Linked DNA regions of Homo sapiens: region 1 is linked to region 2. Evidence: chromatin contacts called from ENCODE Hi-C or POLR2A ChIA-PET data. All regions are on one chromosome and are shown on one strand. The core of a region is the stretch at or near the end of the contact, and the rest is flanking DNA. Distances in the headings are between cores, read along the strand shown. Region 1 overlaps HABP4 (hyaluronan binding protein 4). Region 2 holds the start of SLC35D2 (solute carrier family 35 member D2).

Evidence for each region. A loop is a pair of places that touch in the nucleus more often than their neighbours do. ChIA-PET counts read pairs that join two places held with the same protein, here RNA polymerase II (POLR2A). Pooled maps may share reads with other maps.
Region 1: a loop to region 2 is called in a pooled map, with 2.5 times the contacts of the local background. The contact joins the enhancer-like site here to the promoter of SLC35D2 in region 2. A Hi-C loop is called at or near these places in 2 of 50 pooled maps. POLR2A ChIA-PET finds 5 or more read pairs at or near these places in 6 of 52 experiments (Panc1, activated CD4-positive, alpha-beta T cell, activated CD8-positive, alpha-beta memory T cell and 2 more).

Annotation. Positions count from the first base shown.
Region 1 is chr9:96,482,462-96,487,029 of GRCh38, reverse strand. HABP4 (hyaluronan binding protein 4) reads right to left here. Exons shown (of 8, transcript NM_014282.4): 6 at 2,397-2,568. Among named protein-coding and RNA genes, the nearest start is that of HABP4, 35 kb to the right of the region's middle. Within about 2 kb of position 2,494, at least 2 of the 41 ENCODE cell types and tissues checked have a DNase peak (open chromatin) inside an H3K27ac peak, as active enhancers do.
Region 2 is chr9:96,382,247-96,386,793 of GRCh38, reverse strand. SLC35D2 (solute carrier family 35 member D2) reads left to right here and starts at 3,083. Exons shown (of 12, transcript NM_007001.3): 1 at 3,083-3,317. The coding sequence starts at 3,160. It overlaps SLC35D2-HSD17B3 (SLC35D2-HSD17B3 readthrough), which reads left to right and starts at 3,083. Exons shown (of 26, transcript NR_182427.1): 1 at 3,083-3,317. It overlaps ZNF367 (zinc finger protein 367), which reads left to right. Exons shown (of 5, transcript NM_153695.4): 5 at 1-853. RefSeq lists silencers at 3,095-3,424, 3,435-3,484.

The sequences.
Region 1 (4,568 bases), core at 1,245-3,744, 100 kb before region 2:
GTAAAAAGATACACACAAAAAATAGTAACAGGCAAAATACTCAACCCTTGCCTTGTTTGGCACTCAGCAGGGAAGCGCTGGTAAGGTCTCCCTGGGGTCCCTGCTCTGAGTCGCCTCCCACTGCAGGAAGGGGCAGGAAGGGCCTCGGGGCAGTGGAGCAGGGAGTGGACACAGTCTAAGGCTTGGGCTCCACTTGCAGCTCCAGCTGGCCCTGGCCCAAGTGCTTTCACCGCCCAGTGCCTTACGCGAGGTTGTTACTAGGTCTGAACTTTGCTAGGTATTCTAGTGCTTCTGCCTCTTCAGGTGTCCAGAACAAAGTAAACTGATGAACCCAAGATCTGGCTTGTGTTGCTTTAAGAACAATTCCTAGCTAAAATCTTCAATCCTCCAAGATTAACAAGGACCAAGATGTGTGCTTCACTGAGACCAGGCTTGATGACTCAGCTAACCCACTTGCTTCAAATATTCTGGGAGACCTCTGGAGCCCGGGAGGACAAATCTGGTGTGGATTAAGAAAGAGCAGCTTCTATTTTTACCTAACATGTCAGCTGCATATTTCAATCCTGACAGCACATTTGTTTTAGAGAAATTTTTATTTACAATGCCTAGAACAAAAAAGAACAAAGGAAGTGGACAGGTTAAGAACCAACCCAGCTTGCTAATGGAGTTAGAAAACACCTCCCAGAGATTGCCAGGGAAATAAAGCTCCGGCCGCCTATGTCTACAAAAAGCCATTTCTTGTGGAACAGCTCAAAACTCAGTAAGGCCTCCTACAGCTTGGACTGACCAAAACAAGAGGATGGGAGAGAATCCTGTATCTTTTTTTTTGTTTTGTTTGGAGACGAAGTCTCACTTTGTTGCCCAGGCTGGAGTGCAATGGCGTGATCTCGGCTTGCTGCAACCTCTGCTTCCCGGGTTCAAGCGATTCTCCTGCCTCAGCCTCCCGAGTAGCTGGGACTACAGGCACCCGCCAACCGCCCGGCTAGTTTTTGTATTTTTAGTAGAGACAGGGTTTCACTATGTTGGCTAGGCTGGTCTCGAACTCCTGACCTCAGGTGATCCACCTGCCTTGGCCTCCCAAGAACCCTGTATCTTAAATGACACCTAATCAAAGTACTCACTCAGAAAATGAAACTAACCAAAGTGTAAATGACAACTCTACAATAGCATAACATTCCTGAGATTCCACATGAAAATCAATAACTAATACCCCACAGAGAGGAAGAACCTGCTACCTGCTCACTCCCACCTCGAAATAGTGACTGGTATCAAGCTGTAGATGGAATGATACAGATTCTAAATCCCATAATGGGAATGCTTCAGTGGACCTAGCCTTAAGTTCAGTAACAAGTCGGGGACTTGATGACCCCATGGCATCCCTATCAACATATGCTGCTAGATGTTTCCCCGAAACCTCTCCCTGCAAAACTGAAGCTTCTGAGAAGAGCTGGACGTAAGCCGTGAGCAATAAGGCCTCACAACACGGAGGAGCTCCCTGAGCAACCCCTGCAGCACGCTGGCCGCTGTGGCAGTGCCTGACCGAGCAGCCAAGCGTTCGGGGACTCATCTCCCGCCACGTCTGCAGTTAGGCAGGGGGCGCAAAGCTGCTGAACCAACATGGGAAAGGCGTCAGAAGTGCATGGAACCTCAACCACAGTTTAAAAAGTCATCAACTACTCGGCCAGGTGCAGTGGCTCACGCCTGTAATCCCAGCACTTTAGAAGGCTGAGGCTGGTGGATCACCTGAGGTCGGGAGTTCAAGACCAGCCTGACCAACATGGAAAAGCCCCGTCTCTACTAAAAATACAAAATTAGCCGGGGTGGTGGCGCATGCCTGTAATCCCAGCTACTTGGGAGGCTGAGGCACGAGAATCGCTTGAACCCGGGAGGCGGAGGTTGCGGTGAGCCAAGATCGCGCCACTGCACTCCAGCCTGGGCAACAAGAGCGAAACTCCATCTCAAAAAAAAAAAAAAGTCATCAACTACTCAGTGAAATGCTCTTATCAAGAAACAGAGTTGAAAGTAACCTACTCAGGGGACACAGAGTGTAGTTCTCCTTTGATTAACTCTGAATTGTACAAGACACAATCTGTAACTCTCCCTTGAGAAAAATGAAATACAGTTAATACACAGTATGTGTACAGTACCCGCATAGTCCCAGGGTGAGCAGAAGATGCACTGTCACTCTAACTGCTCTGTGCATCTGTCAATACCTCAAGTTTCAATTCCTTTTCTTAATGAACAATACAGTAAAATTAGGCATGCATCATCTCTGATTAGAAACAAAGACTGCCAACTACTAATGTTCCATTTTCAAGACAGAAGTGGAAAGGTACATTTCACTTCCAGTAAGGTAAAAGTAAAGATTACCTCTACATACGAAATGCAATGCTTACATCATCTCTGTATTTTGACTTGTGAATCACCACGGCTTTGGAAGGAACAGTGGATTCTGGTTTCCGGATGTTAAACTCAGGCTTTGGTCTGGTCTGTTCTTGAAGATTTTTCCACTCATCTAAAGTCATCTCTTGAACTTGGGTTTCTTCTTCTACCTCCAACTCAGGAACTCTATAAAGAGATATATAATCATAAAGAATACTTTTTGATGGTACTAAAATGTCTACTTTATAAAGAAAAAGTTATAACCATTAATTCAACATATTTTTGTGGTACTGCATTTCAAATGCAAATAAGGTAAGGAAATCTTTGACTCACAAGCTTCCATATTTCATTTTCAACATTTTATGTCATCACTGCCAACAGAAGATACTTCCTATCTGTGTTCAAATCAATCTTTGAAAAATGGGAACATCACCATCCTGATGACATTAACATCACACTTCACCACTGGCACTCCCTTCCAGACAGCATGACAGACAAAATGAGGTAATTATGGACAATGGGTTGAAATAAAATACAGGAAACCATAAACAAGTTTTAAAGCAGTGGCTCATGAATGCATACTTTTGCAAATATCCTCTTTAATGAGTTTTAAAAAGAAAACAAAAGACAGAAATATAGATTGAGAGCAAAGAATTCAGAGTCCAGAAATAAACCCTCACATTTACGGTCAACTGATTTTTTTTTTCCAACCGTGGTGCCAAAGACAATTCAATGGAGAATGAAAAGTATTTTCAACAAACGGTGCTTGGGCAACTGGATATCCACACACACCAAAAGAAAGAATGAAGTTAGACCTACCTCACACCATAAATACAAGAGCTAAAATATAAAACTCTTAGCAGAAAACCTAGGCAGAAACTTTCTTAACCCTGGACTGGGCAATGGTTTCTTCCACATGACACCAAAAAAACAAGCAACAAAAGTACATACATTGAACATCATCAGATACTTTTATACTACAAAGGACACCATCAAGAAAGTAAAAAGACAGTCCACAAAATGGGATAAAATATTTACAAATAATATATCTCACAAGGGACTTGTATCTAGAATACATAAAGAATTCTTTATGAACAGCCAAGCGTGGTGGCTCATGCCGATAGTCCTAGCTACTCAGGGGGCTGAGGTGGGAGGATCGCTTGAGGCCAGGCATCTGAGGCTGCAGTGAGCTATGATCACACGTGTGAATGGCCACTGTGTTCCACCTTGGGCAACAGAATGAGACACTGTCTCTTTAAAAAAAAAAAAAAGAATGCTTTATGAATTCTAGATACAAGTCCTCTTTAGTTGAGACAAATGACCACCCTCCCCCCAAAAAAGGCAAGGATCTGAGTGAACATTTTTCCAGAGAAGATATACAAATAGGCAGTAAGATGTTGCACATCATTAGCTATTAGAGAAAGACAAGTCAAAACCACAGAGCTGCACCAGTCCACACCCAGTGGGATGGTTAGAACCAAAACGACATTTGACAAGCGTTGGGGAGGATGTGGAGAAACTGGAACCCACATACACTGCCAGTGGGAATGTGAAATGGTGTAGCCTCTTTGGAAAGCAGTCTGGCGGTTCCTCAAAAATCTAAGCTGAGTTAGCCTCTGACCCGGAAATTTCACTCCTGGGTTTATACCCAAGAGAAATGAAAACACACATCCACATGAAAACTTAAACCCAAGTGTTCACTGCAGTGCTATTCATAATAGCCAAAAAGTGGACACAACCTAAATGTCTATTAACTAATGAGTGGATAAACCAAATATGGCACATTTTTTGGAATATTATCTGGCAATAAAAAGAAACAAAGTATTAATACACATTACGACATGAACAAACCTTGAAAAAATGATGCAAGTGAAATAAACCAGGCAGAAAAGACTTCTGTGTATGATTCCATTTACATGAAATATTCAGAGGAGCCAGATTCACACAGACAGGAGGCAGGTCAGTGGTGGCCAGGGCTGCAGGGAGGGAGGATAGGGAGTGACTGCTGAATGGGCATGGGGTTTCCTTTTGGGATGATAACAACCTTCTGGAGCCAGATCATGGTGATGGTTGCATAACACTCTGAATGTACTAAATGCCACTGAATTGTACACTTTAAAAGGATTAAAATCGTAGATTTGAAAATCATCACAAAAATACACACAAAAAAAGAAAAACAGAAATGA
Region 2 (4,547 bases), core at 1,834-4,333:
AAAATCCCAATGTGTCATAGTACACAGATAGTTTAAAATATGTAGCCACGGGGAAGGGGAGGCATGTAAATGTCTTGAAGAGGAGAAAAAGTATGAAAGAAGATACGATAGTTACGAATAATGTGTATGATGAGGACATACTTTAAAAATGTAATTCCTCTGTACAGTAAATTACAAATCTTTAGGGATTTTTTTGTAATAAGAGAATTTATATTTGTAATGGTCTAAGAATTTTTTTGTAATGTGGTATATAGAATTTTAATTTGGAGCACTTATAAGCTGGTAAGAGAGACTATAGCATCTGAATTATCTTGGTTTATGTTTCAGCATTTCCTCTAGAATTTTTGCTCTCAAATATGTGATTTAATGAACTAAAAACAACACTCATCAGTCTTGGGAAATTTGAACTTTGATCAACTTAACTAAAGAAGGAAGGGTAGTAAGAATTTTTCAAATACAAATATTTGCCAATTCACAGATGATAACATTTAAGGCCTTCAAAAGTAAGGGTTTTTCCTTGTTTCTCCAGTCAGCTTTTGTCAACTCTAATAGTTTTTTCATAAACATTTTTTATTTGTATAATTGCAACAGTTTAAGAAATTATCACAACTATTTAGAAACATTTAAAATGTTCTTTTTGATATAAGCTATATACTTGGAAAAATACATTGGTATCTAAAATTTGAGGTGTGTTAAGACTGCTTTTTGTTTTAAAAAATGGTTTACATTCAAATTTTTGAAGTGTTTTATGCTTCATATGGCTAAGTTGTAGTTTGGCAGAGTTAACAGCATAAGAATAAACATGCTGTAATTTTAAAAGATGCTTTGAATAAAAATTTATTTTAATTTAAAATTTAAAGTACACGGTCATTCTTAAAGCCTTTATCATTTGTTTTCCTATCGAAAATATAATAACCATGATATAAAAAAATTTAAAAGATAGAAACATCACCTACAGCCTTATGTTCAGCCATCAGTATTATTTCAGTACATGTTTGCGTAGTTGTAAGTACAGTGTGGATTGCTTTTTCTTACTTTAATTATGGCTTTTAAGGTTATAGATATTTAACTTCCTCATCGGGTTCATTACTACAGTGTTAAAAATATACTGCTGTGGATAAGTATTGAACTATTGCCACCCCATTTCCAGGCCTTAAATTAGGGTAATAAGGAAAAGGGATTTCATTTCACTTACATTTAGGATGGGTTGTCTCTGGGGTCAGCTCCTCAAGAATCCATTTAAAGCCTGTGTACTTTTCTAAGAGTCTAGCAAATTGGTTTTCTTTTTTCATCAGTTATTTTTGGTAGATCTTTAGTTGTGTATTTGCAGTGGCAAGGGTCAGCCTGTCCTACCCTTGTGCAGAAGAATATCACAAGCAACTCCTTAGTGTGAGTTGCTGTTTAAACAGGGTAAGGATGGGATTTTGACAGCGAGGTAAGGTCCTGGAAGTATGTGTATACAATCAAACTAAATGCAATTATGATGAAGGTCATCATTAAAAATAACTTTAAAATATTCTTTTTGCAGTCAAAACATTTGGAGACTCACAAGAAAATTGAATGTTCTGAGGAAATTAACCAAAATGACCGATTTCCTGTTTAACTTGAATATGGATTCATTTTCTCTTTTAAAACGGACTTAACATGTCTTTTCTTTCTTGTTTTGGGTAACTTGGGCACTTCTGGTCTTTTTAATGCTAGCTAATTTTCACGAGTTCTGCTTTAGTTCTTATCAGGGCTGAAAATGTTTCCCAGTTTTCATTCTCCTGGTTGTTTAGTGCCTAAGGGTAGAAAAACAATTCTCTGGGCATCTATATAGTTAGGCCCCAACTTTTATTTAACTTGAAATCTTAAGCTTTTCTAAGAAGCTAAAAGTTCATATATATATATATATATAATATACATTATATATTAAATATATAATATATATATTTTTGAGACGGAGGCTTGCTCTGTCGCCCAGGCTGGAGTGCAGTGGCGCGATCTCGCCTCACTGCAAGCTCTGCCTCCCGGGTTCACGCCATTCTCCTGCCTCAGCCTCCTGAGTAGCTGGGACTACAGGCGCCCGCCACCACGCCCGGCTAATTTTTTTTGTATCTTTAGTAGAGACGGGGTTTCACCGTGTTAGCCAGGATGGTCTCGATCTCCTGACCTCGTGATCTGCCCGCCTCGGTCTCCCAAAGTGCTGGGATTACATGTGTGAGCCACCGCGCCTGGCCAAAAGTTCATATTTTTTAAAGACTGACAAGGGTAGGCGGTTCTGGGAAGCTGTCCTTCAACTGACCTGACCCGAAGGCAAACGGCCCTCCGCGAGGAATGCACCTACCACAAAGCACCCAGAGGACACCCAAGTCCCAAGGCTTCACCCACCTTACTCCTAGCCACTCCACTCCTAGATATTTATTTAAGAGAAATGAAGACACAGGTCCCACAAACGCCCACGAATTTTCATGGAAGCATTTTTCCTAATGGTCCTAAACTGGAAACAACCAATGGATACACAATTTGTGATACTATTCAACGATTAAACAAACCACATGGTCGAGTCCAAAGCATAGAGTGAAAACCCCTGAGACCACATGCTCATTCATAAATTCTAGAAAGCACCCTGTTTATTTGAAATTCCGGAAAAGGCAAACCTAACCTACAGCAATAGTCATCGATGAGATGCGGGCGTTAACTTCAAAGGGGCAGCAAGGGGAATTTTTGGGGCGATGGAAATGTTGTTTTGAGTAGTTACTCCTGTGGATGCCTTTGTCGAAGCTCATCTCAAACTATGGACTGGCAAGATGTGTACACTTCATTGTATGTAAATTATACACTAAACAAAAAAGTTGTAGGGAAAAAAAAAAAAAAGCAAAACAAGCCCTGAGACTTACTGAAGCGTTTCTTTCCAGGAAAGCCTGGAGGAAGGCAGCGCTTTTCAACTCCCCAGCGCATTGCCGGCCCTGGAGACCGAAGGAGGTGCCTGGAACCAGGGTGAAGTCCAGCGCGCAGGGTCCTCCCGCGCCGGCCTCGGGCGCTCGCAGGGGGCGGGTCGGGACCTGGGATTGCGCCGGGCTCTTCCTGTTCCTGCCGCGCCCTCTTCCCCGGCCCGGCCGGGCGGGACCAGTGCGCAGCCGGGGCTGGCGGGCGGCGGGGTCCGCGGGGCCGCAGGAGATGACGGCCGGCGGCCAGGCCGAGGCCGAGGGCGCTGGCGGGGAGCCCGGCGCGGCGCGGCTGCCCTCGCGGGTGGCCCGGCTGCTGTCGGCGCTCTTCTACGGGACCTGCTCCTTCCTCATCGTGCTTGTCAACAAGGCGCTGCTGACCACCTACGGGTGAGGCGGGGCCCGGGGCCGGGGGGTCTGCGGGAGTGCGGGGCTGCCCCTGTCCTCCGTGCGCTTCAGCGGCGCCCGGGACAGGGCGGGTGGGGACAGGGACCCTCGAGTCTCAGCTGGGCACATTGGTCGAGTTTCCCAGGCGCCCTCCAGAACTCGCTCAGCTTTCTACACTCAGGCCACAACCTGAGAAAGTCGTTCTCTTCCTGAGCGCGCCTGCCCTGCTGCGAGGCGCCCTGTCCTAGGTGGGCTGGTAGAGCTCAGACAGATTCTTTCATACACCCAGCGAGCTGAAAACAGGGATTCAAATGCCTGCTTCAAAGGACGCAATTCCTTACACAGATCTCCATGTTCAACGGTCAGGTACTCCTGAGCCAGTAAGTCTGTATTGATTGACTGTTCATTCTCAGATGACCAGCGTGTTCATGGAAAACTCGGGAAAACAATTGGAAGTTCATATGGAGTACTTTTTTGGATTAGTGTGAAGTAAACGCAAATTTGTGCTGCCTTGAACCTATTTGTAAGGACTAGAAAATCCTGCTTAATTCTGCTACCATTGTAGCGGCACTGAGAAAATTGTGGATTTAGACCCAGCTCCACCGGTTAACACCTGTCTTTTTGGACCAGTCTCACAGTCAGCAATTTTTTTCAGATGCAAAAAACCTGAATGATTACAATCGTGTTAATTACCCTCCAGGGCTCTGCACGAGCTGTTATATGTGAAGGCTCTTTGTAAACTCTACTATGTTACAAGAATATGCCATCAACATTTTAGAGCCCAAAGAGACCTAGAGTGTCTTAGTTAGAGAGTATCTTAGAGTATCAGCTTTCTTTTTTTATATATACATACAGATTCAGCTTATGTGGGTCTCACTTTTCTCGAATATAAAATACGAAAGCTGAGGCTGGCTGAGGTGGTTTGCACCTGTAATCACAGCATTTGGGAGGCCAAGGCAGGCATATATATATATATATATATAGTGTGTGTGTGTGTGTGTGTGTGTGTGTGTATAATATTTTTTTGAGACAAGGTTTCACTCTGTTGCCTAGGCTGGAGTGTAGTGACACAATCATGACTCACTGCAGCCTCGACCATCTGGGTTCAAGCAATCCTTCTGCTGCAGCCTCCAGAGAAGCTGGGACCATAGGTGTGCACCACTGCACCGGCAATTTTTTTGATTTTTTGTAGAGGTGGGGTCTCAGTGTGTTTCCAAGGCTGGTCTAGGCCTG